Regions from separate parts of the Homo sapiens genome. Here region 1 is linked to region 2. Evidence: read pairs that join two places in POLR2A ChIA-PET (ENCODE). Cell type or tissue: PC-9. All regions are shown on one strand.

The links. ChIA-PET counts read pairs that join two places held together with the same protein. Peaks named below come from ENCODE experiments on the same cell type or tissue, not always from the same donor. Only the 100,000 strongest peaks of a DNase experiment are listed, where the experiment ranks them.
Region 1: POLR2A ChIA-PET joins it to region 2 with 6 read pairs; 1 of 35 experiments calls an interaction of 5 or more read pairs at or near these places.

The regions. Positions count from the first base shown.
Region 1 is chr10:42,688,776-42,692,775 of GRCh38, forward strand. LINC01518 (long intergenic non-protein coding RNA 1518) reads right to left here and starts at 2,984. Exons shown (of 5, transcript NR_120659.1): 1 at 2,760-2,984; 2 at 1,801-1,917. In PC-9, CTCF peaks have their summits at 1,945 (motif pointing right) and 2,147; DNase peaks (open chromatin) are centred at 1,946 and 3,026; H3K4me3 peaks cover 2,086 bases.
Region 2 is chr10:43,354,434-43,358,433 of GRCh38, forward strand. No RefSeq gene overlaps it. Among named protein-coding and RNA genes, the nearest start is that of FXYD4, 15 kb to the right of the region's middle. RefSeq lists an enhancer at 1,110-1,817. In PC-9, a CTCF peak has its summit at 1,506; a DNase peak (open chromatin) is centred at 1,718; H3K27ac peaks cover 2,606 bases.

The DNA of each region.
Region 1 (4,000 bases), 670 kb before region 2:
TCTTAACCATCCTGTATTCTACCCACTCTATGCTATGCCCGGTCACTGATGCACCTGTATGGTAGCTCATGGCCCCCTTAGAGCTTAGAACCTAGGTTTCATTTCCTGCTCTACAGCTATATAATTTAACAATTTTCCTCTCGAGTTTGTTGGATTCTAACCCTATACATAACAAATCTTATTAATATTACTGCATCTTAAAGGGGGCTGTGATGTCTTCAGTCCCTAGAAACATTAAACAACCTATAAACAAAGGACCATATGAGGGTAAACAGAATCCAAATTTCTATACGCTTTAAAACGCTGAGGCAATGTACTGAGAAACACACCTAAGAAACTGCAACCAATCTACTGTCGACAAAAATTTAGACGCTGTCGACAAAAATTTAGACACTGTCTCTTCAAAATAAGCTATCTGGTGGTACTTATCCATATTCCCACATGTATCAACAGTATTTTACATGTCATAAACTTAAAAATAATTTTAAAAGTGTCAAAATTATAGGCCTTAATCCATTTCTGTGGGCTTGAAAAATGATAAAATATACATTTGTTTCTTTATTCAATAAAATGCATAAACTTCTAGTGCAATCACTAAAAAAAGAGTTCATACCAAAGGTTGTAATACTAGGAAAGAGGGCTCAATACTGCAGGTTCTTAAAGACAAAAGTTAATAAAGCCTTGTTTTTGGTTGTGAATCTTGGCCTTAAAACATTATTTGCATGATCCCCGCTTCCTTTTCCTGTTGTAAAGATGTGGTGACAAACCAGGTTTGGTCACGCAGATAATAATCTTGAAAATAGTGGGAGGGAAATAACATGAAGGGAATATAGTTTACCTAATGACCTCCTAAATTGGAACTTATTACCCCCATGCCTCTTGCATATCTCCAGACTAATATGTAAGACAGATGAAACAGCTGTTTGCTACCAATATTTTATTTGATGCTTCTTTTTTTTATTCCTTGAATAACTGCTTACAATGCGTTAACAGGAACAGGAAAGCATATCTATTCAAGTACTAAATAATTATGCAAATCTCTAAGACATAGTAATGGACCAATTATTTTTAAAGTACAACACACTGACAAGTACTTTATTTTTAACTCAGTCTTGGTTTGTTGTTAATGCCATTGCTTGGGAAAAAGCAAACAAAAGCAGGAGGTGGTGAAGGAGAAACAAGAAATAGAGGCAGCAGCATAAGCAAATAAAGAAGAACAAGAAGATGATGATGAGAATAAAAGACTGGAAGAAAGGAAAAACAACACGTGAGGGAATCGGAAGGCCTATTATGATACCTTTTTTCCCCTCCTTGATTCATGAAATTTGAAAAAGTTCAAGACTTTTTCACAACAACAACAACAACAACAACAATAAAGAGCAAAAAGATACACAGTCACCCCTAAATTTTGTTAAGATTGCGATAATGCTCCACTCACACCTGGCTCAGGTGCCAGCAGAAGGATGGGACCCTCCAGATTCTGCAGGAGAAGGGGGAGGACTCCTCCTTGCCCTGGCGGCACCTCCACTGCTGCCACCGAGGCCGACGGTACAGCACCCACAGCTTCCTACCCACGCCAGGCCAGGTGGCTCCGCAGTGCTCCTACTCCCACTTCCCAGGACCCCCAGACTTGCTGCTGCTGCCACCACTAAGGCCAATGCCAATACAACCACTGCTGCTGTCACCCTCGATGCACCGGCACTCCCTACAAGGCCCCTACTAGCTGGCCACAGCCACAGCCCTGCCACAGGTGGCCACAGCTGGCTGCCCTCCTACCTACTGCTCCAAAGTGCCACCCACCGCAGTGACGCCAGCCGCCACGTCCCAGGCTCCAGGCTCCAGCCTCCACCCTCCAGCGTGTGGCAGGTTGCTCCTCCTTCTGGCACAGAGCAGCTGGGCCAGTAAAGTCAGAAAAGCCTAGAACATGATGCAGGGAGTGGTAACGTTAGAGCCTCACCTTGTCATGGTGGCCACTGGGTGGCAGTGACAGGTTTCAGTGAACTGGAGACTCCAAGGTGGCTGGCTCCCCACCCACAGGAACCGTTGGGCCCACTGGGGCTGCGGCTCCTTGGAGAGCAGGAACAGCAGAACTCAGACCCAGCCACTACTACCCCGCCCAACCCCCGGCCCCTCCTGCGCCCCCACCCCGAGTGCCGGTTTCCATTCCTAACGTCTCCACCCACAGGGCCCTGTCCCCCCATGACGCCTGTGCCCCATGTCTACCCCATGACTGTGCTCAGGAATCCCAGGTTGTCTCAACACAGAGTAAGAGGACGCAGACCCAGGAACCATGACAGGCCCTGCCATGCCCATGATTCCCATGGAAACACTGTGTGCCCGCTGAGCAGTAGGAGGTCTCCTTCTAGAGTCTGGAGCCTGGCTCCTTCCTTGGAGGCCACCGCTGTGGCGGCCACCTCTGCCACTACCAGCAGTGCAGCCCCGATTGCGCCCCTAACCCGCCGCTGACAGTGTAGCCCCCGATAGTGTCCCAAACACCACCCCCCACTCCCAGGGAGTGTAACCCCTGATAGCGCCCCCAACCCGTCCCCACCTCGAACACTGCAGCACCCAATAGAGACCCCAACCCGCCCCCACACTGGGAGAAATAACGCCCGTAACAGTGCCCCAAGCCCCACTCCATCCCCGGGCAGTGCAGCCCTGGATAGCACCCCAACCCGCTCCTGGCTGCAGGCAGTGATGCCCGGAATAGCGCCCCCAAGCCGCTCCCCACCGTGGGCAGTGCAGTTGAGAATACTCACCTACCTGGGCTGCCTTTCTACCACTCCAGCAGCCGTGCAGTCCCTGTCACAGCCACCAGCTTCAGTGAGGCAAGCCAGGGTGCCACAGGCTCCGGCCTCCAGCTTGTGTCAGGAGAAACCACCTTCCCCTCCCCCTGTAGCACCGCACGGAGCTGCTGCAGCTGCTCGTCCGCCATCTTACCACTCCAGCTGCGCTTCAGTCGCTGTCGTCGCAGCCAATGTTCTAATTGGATGAGAGAAAACCTCTAGGCTTATTCTGATTGGACTTTATTATCATGTTCTGATTGGTTAGCCTAAGGCTTACTCTCATCCAATCAGAACATGTAACCCAGGAACCTCGGTATATAAAGCATGCTAAGGGGGAGTCAGGCCATTCCAGACTCTTCTGCTTCTGTCTGCTAAGCTGGTGTGTGCCAGGCTTAGAAGGGGGGAAGGGGCTGGGCATGGTGACTCACCTGTAATTCTGAGGCGGGTGGATCACGAGGTCGAGTTTGAGACTAGCCTGGGCAAGATGGTGAAACCCCCGTCTCTGCTAAACATGCAAAAATTAGCCAGGCGTGGTGCTCCTGTAGTTCCAGCTACTTGAGAGGCTGAGGCAGGACAATCGCTTAAACCCAGGAGGCAGAGGTTGCAGTAAGCCAAGATCGTGCCACTGCACTCTAGCCTAGGTGACAAAGCAAGAATCCATCTAAAAAAAAAAAAAAAAAAAAAAGGAAGGGGGAAAGGAAGAGCCACCTGCTGCATGCTGGAGGCTGTAGCCTGCAGCTCCACAGCTGGGCTTGCTGCAGTGAGTGGCAGTGATGCAGCATGGCAGGAGCGGTAGGATCTGGATGATTTCCAGCTTCATCCATGTCCCTGCAAAGGACATGAACTCATTCTTTATTATGGCTGAATAGTAGTCCATGGTGCATATGTGCTACATTTTCTTTATCCACCAAGCAATAAGATTTATCATCTAGGGGGCCAGTTGCAGTGGCTCAGGCCTGTTAATCCCAGCACTTTGGGAAGCCAAGGCGGGCAGATCACGAGGTCAGGAGTTTGAGACCAGCCTGACCAACGTGCTGAAACCCCGTCTCTACTAAAAATACAAAAAAAAATTAGCCAGGAGTGCTGGCGCACGCCTGTAATCCCAGCTACTCAGGAGGCTGAGGCAGGAGAATCACTTGAACCCAGTAGGTGGAGGTTGCAGTGAGCAGAGATCGAGCCACTGCACTCCAGCCCGGGCAACAGAGGGAGACTCC
Region 2 (4,000 bases):
GTCAGTCAACACTGGGAAGATAACACATCTATTTCTTCCTCCCACTCTAAGCCCACTGTGATATCATCCATTGGAGGCAGGAGCTCTGCGCTGTCCCTTTGCAGCCCCTGGAACTGCAGTGAGCTGTGTGTATTGAGTCAATCCATAAATACCAAGTAATTATATAAATAAAAATTATAGGAGACCCTTGTTTTGGACTAAGCTCCTGCTAGGATCAGCTTAGTCCTAAACAAGGGTCTCCTGGGTGGATCACCTGAGTTCGAGACCAGCCTGACCAACATGGAGAAACCGTTTCTACTAAAAATACAAAAAGAATTAGCCAGGCGTGGTGGCACATGCCTGTAATCCCAGCTACTCAGGAGGCTGAGGCAGGAGAATCGCTTGAACCCGGGAGGCAGAGGTTGCACTCCAGCCTGGGCAACAAAAGCAAAACTTGAAACTCTGCCTCAAAAAAAAAAAAAGAAAAAGAAAAAGAAACAAACAAAAAAAAAACACAGGGGTCTCCTATAATTTTTATCTAACATAACTTTCAAAGCATTTTCATTCTAATACAATTACTCCAAAACAGAGTCACCTCTGGCCTTCCATCAGGAGAGAGATAACAGTCCAACTTCCCAAACAGGCCAGCTTCAGTGGCATGATAATGAAGTTCCCTCTGCCTTTAATCCTTACAACAAAAAGGGACCCGAGGTTAGTCAATCAGTTCTTTTTTCTATTGTTCTGTCTCATTCTTGCCTTAGGAGGAAAGCAACCTTAAAACGACCAATTCACTTTTTCTTTTTTGTTTCTGCTTTCTTTAGCCATTTTGGTCTATAAAACCAACCTCCTCTGCTCAGTTCCCTGGAACATTTATTCCATTTTATGAAAGGAAGTGTTGCCTTATTTGAGAATCACAAAGCCAACTAAGAATTTTTAAATGGGCCAGGCACAGTGGCTCACTCCTGTAATCCCAGCACTTTGGGAGACCAAGGCGGGTGGATCACCTGAGGTCGGGAGTTCAAGGCCAGCCTGACAAATATGGAGAAATCCCGTCTTTACTAAAAATACAAAATTAGCCAGGCGTGGTGGCACATGCCTGTCATCCCAGCTACTCAGGAGGCTGAGGCAGGAGAATAGCTTAAACCCAGGAGGCGGAGGTTGCAGTGAGCCGAGATCACATCACTGCACTCCAGCCTCAGCAACAAGAGCGAAACTCCTTCTCAAAAAAAAAAAAAAAAAAAAAAAAAGGAGCCAGGCACAGTGGCTGATGCCTGTAATCCCAGCACTTTGGGAGGCTGAGGCAGGTGGCCCAGTCTCCACTAAAAATACCAAAATTAACCGGGCATAGTCACACACAAACCCTGTTGGCTAGGCTGGTCTTGCACTCCTGACCTCAAGTAATCTGGGCCAACACTGTAACTGCCCAAGGGGTTCACCTTGCCCACTGCGTAGACAGAGCCAATTCATCAAGACAAGGAACTGCAATAGAGAAAAAGTAATTCATGCAAAGCCAGCTGTGTGGGTGGCTGGAGTTTTATCATTACTCAAATCAGTCTCCCTGAGCATTCGGGGATCAGAGTTTTTAAGGATAACTTGGTGGGTAGAGGGGGAGCCAGTGAGCCAGGAGTGCTGATTGGTCAGAGATGAAATCATAGGGAGTAGAAGCTGTCTTCTAGCACTGAGTCAGTTCCTGGGTGTGGAACACAATGTCAGACAAGCCAGTTTATTGATCTGGGTGGTGCCAGCTGATCCACAAGTGCAGGTCTGTAAAATATCTCAAGCACTGATCTTAGCAGCAGTTTAGGGAGGGTCAGAATCTTGTAGCCTCCAGCTGCATGACTCCTAAACCATTATTTCTAATTCTGTGGCTAATGTTAGCCTAGTCCCCAGGCAAGAAGGAAGTCTGCTTTGAGAAAGGGCTGTTACCATCTTTGTTTAAACTATAAACGGCAAGCAATCCTGGCGAGGTGGCTCACCTCCCAGCACTTTAGGGGGCAGGTGGATTACCTGAGGTCATGAGTTTGAGACCAGCCTGACCAACATGGTGAAACCCCCGTCTCTACTAAAAATACAAAAAAATTAGCTGGGTGTGGTGGTGGGCGCCTGTAATCCCATCTACTCCGGAAGTTAAGGCAGGAGAATCCCTTGAGCCCAGGAGGCAGAGGTTGTGGTGAGCTGAGATCTCACCTAGGTCCTGCCACTGAACTCCAGCCTGGGCAAAAGAACGAAACTTCATCTCAATAAATAAATAAATAAACAAACAAACTACAAACTAAGTTTTTCCCAAAGTTAGTTCAGCCCACATCCAGGAATGAACAAAGGCAGCTTGGCAGTTAGAAGCAAGAAGTAGTCGGTTAAGTTAGATCTCTTTCACTGTCTCAGTCATAATTTTGCCTAGGCAGTTTCAACATGGTGAAACCCCATCTCTACTAAAAATGCAAAAATTAGGCTGGGCACAGTGGCTTACACCTGTAATCCCAGCACTTTGGGAGGCCGAGGACCAAAGTGGATCACCTGAGGTCAGGAGTTCAAGACCAGCCTGGCCAACATGGTGAGACCCCCTCTCTACTAAAAATACAAATTAGCCTGGCATGATGGCAGGCGCCAGTAATCCCAGCTACTCGGGAGGCTGAGGTGGGAGAACTGATTGAACCCAGGAGGTGGAGGTTGCAGTGAGTCGAGATCGCACCATTGCACTCCAGCCTGGGCGACTAAGCAAAACTCCATCTCAAAAAAAAATTAGCTGGCTGGGTGCGGTGGCTCATGCCTGTAATCCCAGCACTCTGGGAGGCTGAGGCGGGCGGATCACGAGATCAGGACATCAAGACCATCCAGGCTAACACAGTGAAACCCAACACAAAAACAAAATCAGCCGGGCGTGGTGGTAGGTGCCTGTAGTCCCAGCTACTCAGGAGGCTGAGGCAGGAGAATGGCGTGAACCTGGGAGGCGGAGGTTGCAGTGAGCCGAGATTGTGCCACTGCACTCCAGCCTGGGCGACAGAGCGAGACTCCGTCTCAAAAAAAAAAAAAAAAAAAAAAATTAGCTGGGCGTGGTGGTACATACCTGTAGTCCCAGCTACTCAGGAGACTAAGGTGGGAGGATGAGTTCCAAAGGCAGAAGTTGCAGTGAGCTGAGACTGCACCACTGTACTCCAGCCTGGGTGACAGAGTGAGATTCTGTATTAAAAAAAGAAAATGGGGCCAGGTGCGGTGGCTCATGCCTGTAATTCCAGCATTTTGGGAGGCCGAGGCAGGAGATCCACCTGAGGTCAGGAGTTCGAGACCAGCCTGACCAACATGGAGAAACCCCATCTCTACTAAAAATACACAATTAGCCGGGCATGGTGGCTCACGCCTGTAATCTCAGCACTTTGGGAGGCCGAGACGGGTGGATCACGAGGTCAGGAGATCGAGACCATGGTGAAACCCCGTCTCTCCTAAAAATACAAAAACTTAGCCGGGCACAGTGGCGGGCGCCTGTAGTCCCAGCTACTCGGGAGGCTGAGGCAGGAGAATCGCTTGAACCGGGAGGCGGAGGTTGTGGTTGCGGTGAGCCGAGATAACGCCCTTGCACTCCAGCCTGGGCAACTGAGCAAAACTCCGTCTCAAAAAAGAAAAAAAGAAAGAAAATGGGCCCACCGCAGTGGTTCATGCCTGTAATCCCAGCACTTTGGGAGGCTAAGGCTGGCCGAGCACTTGAGGTCAGGAGTTCAAGACCAGCAGCCTGGCCAACACAGTGAAACCCCATCTCTACTAAAAATACAAAAATTAGCCAGGCGTGGTGGTGGACTCCTGTAATTCCAAGATAAGGGAGGCTGAGGCAGGATAATCACTTGAACCTAGGAAGAAGAGTTTACACTGAACTGAGATCGTGCCACTGTACTCCAGCCTGGGCAACACAGCAAGACTCTGTTTCAAAAAAAAAAAAATAATGCTTGGGACCAGAGATATTTCTGATTGTGGAATTTTTTGGATTTTGGAATATTTGCATATACATAATGAGATATCTTGGGAATGGGAC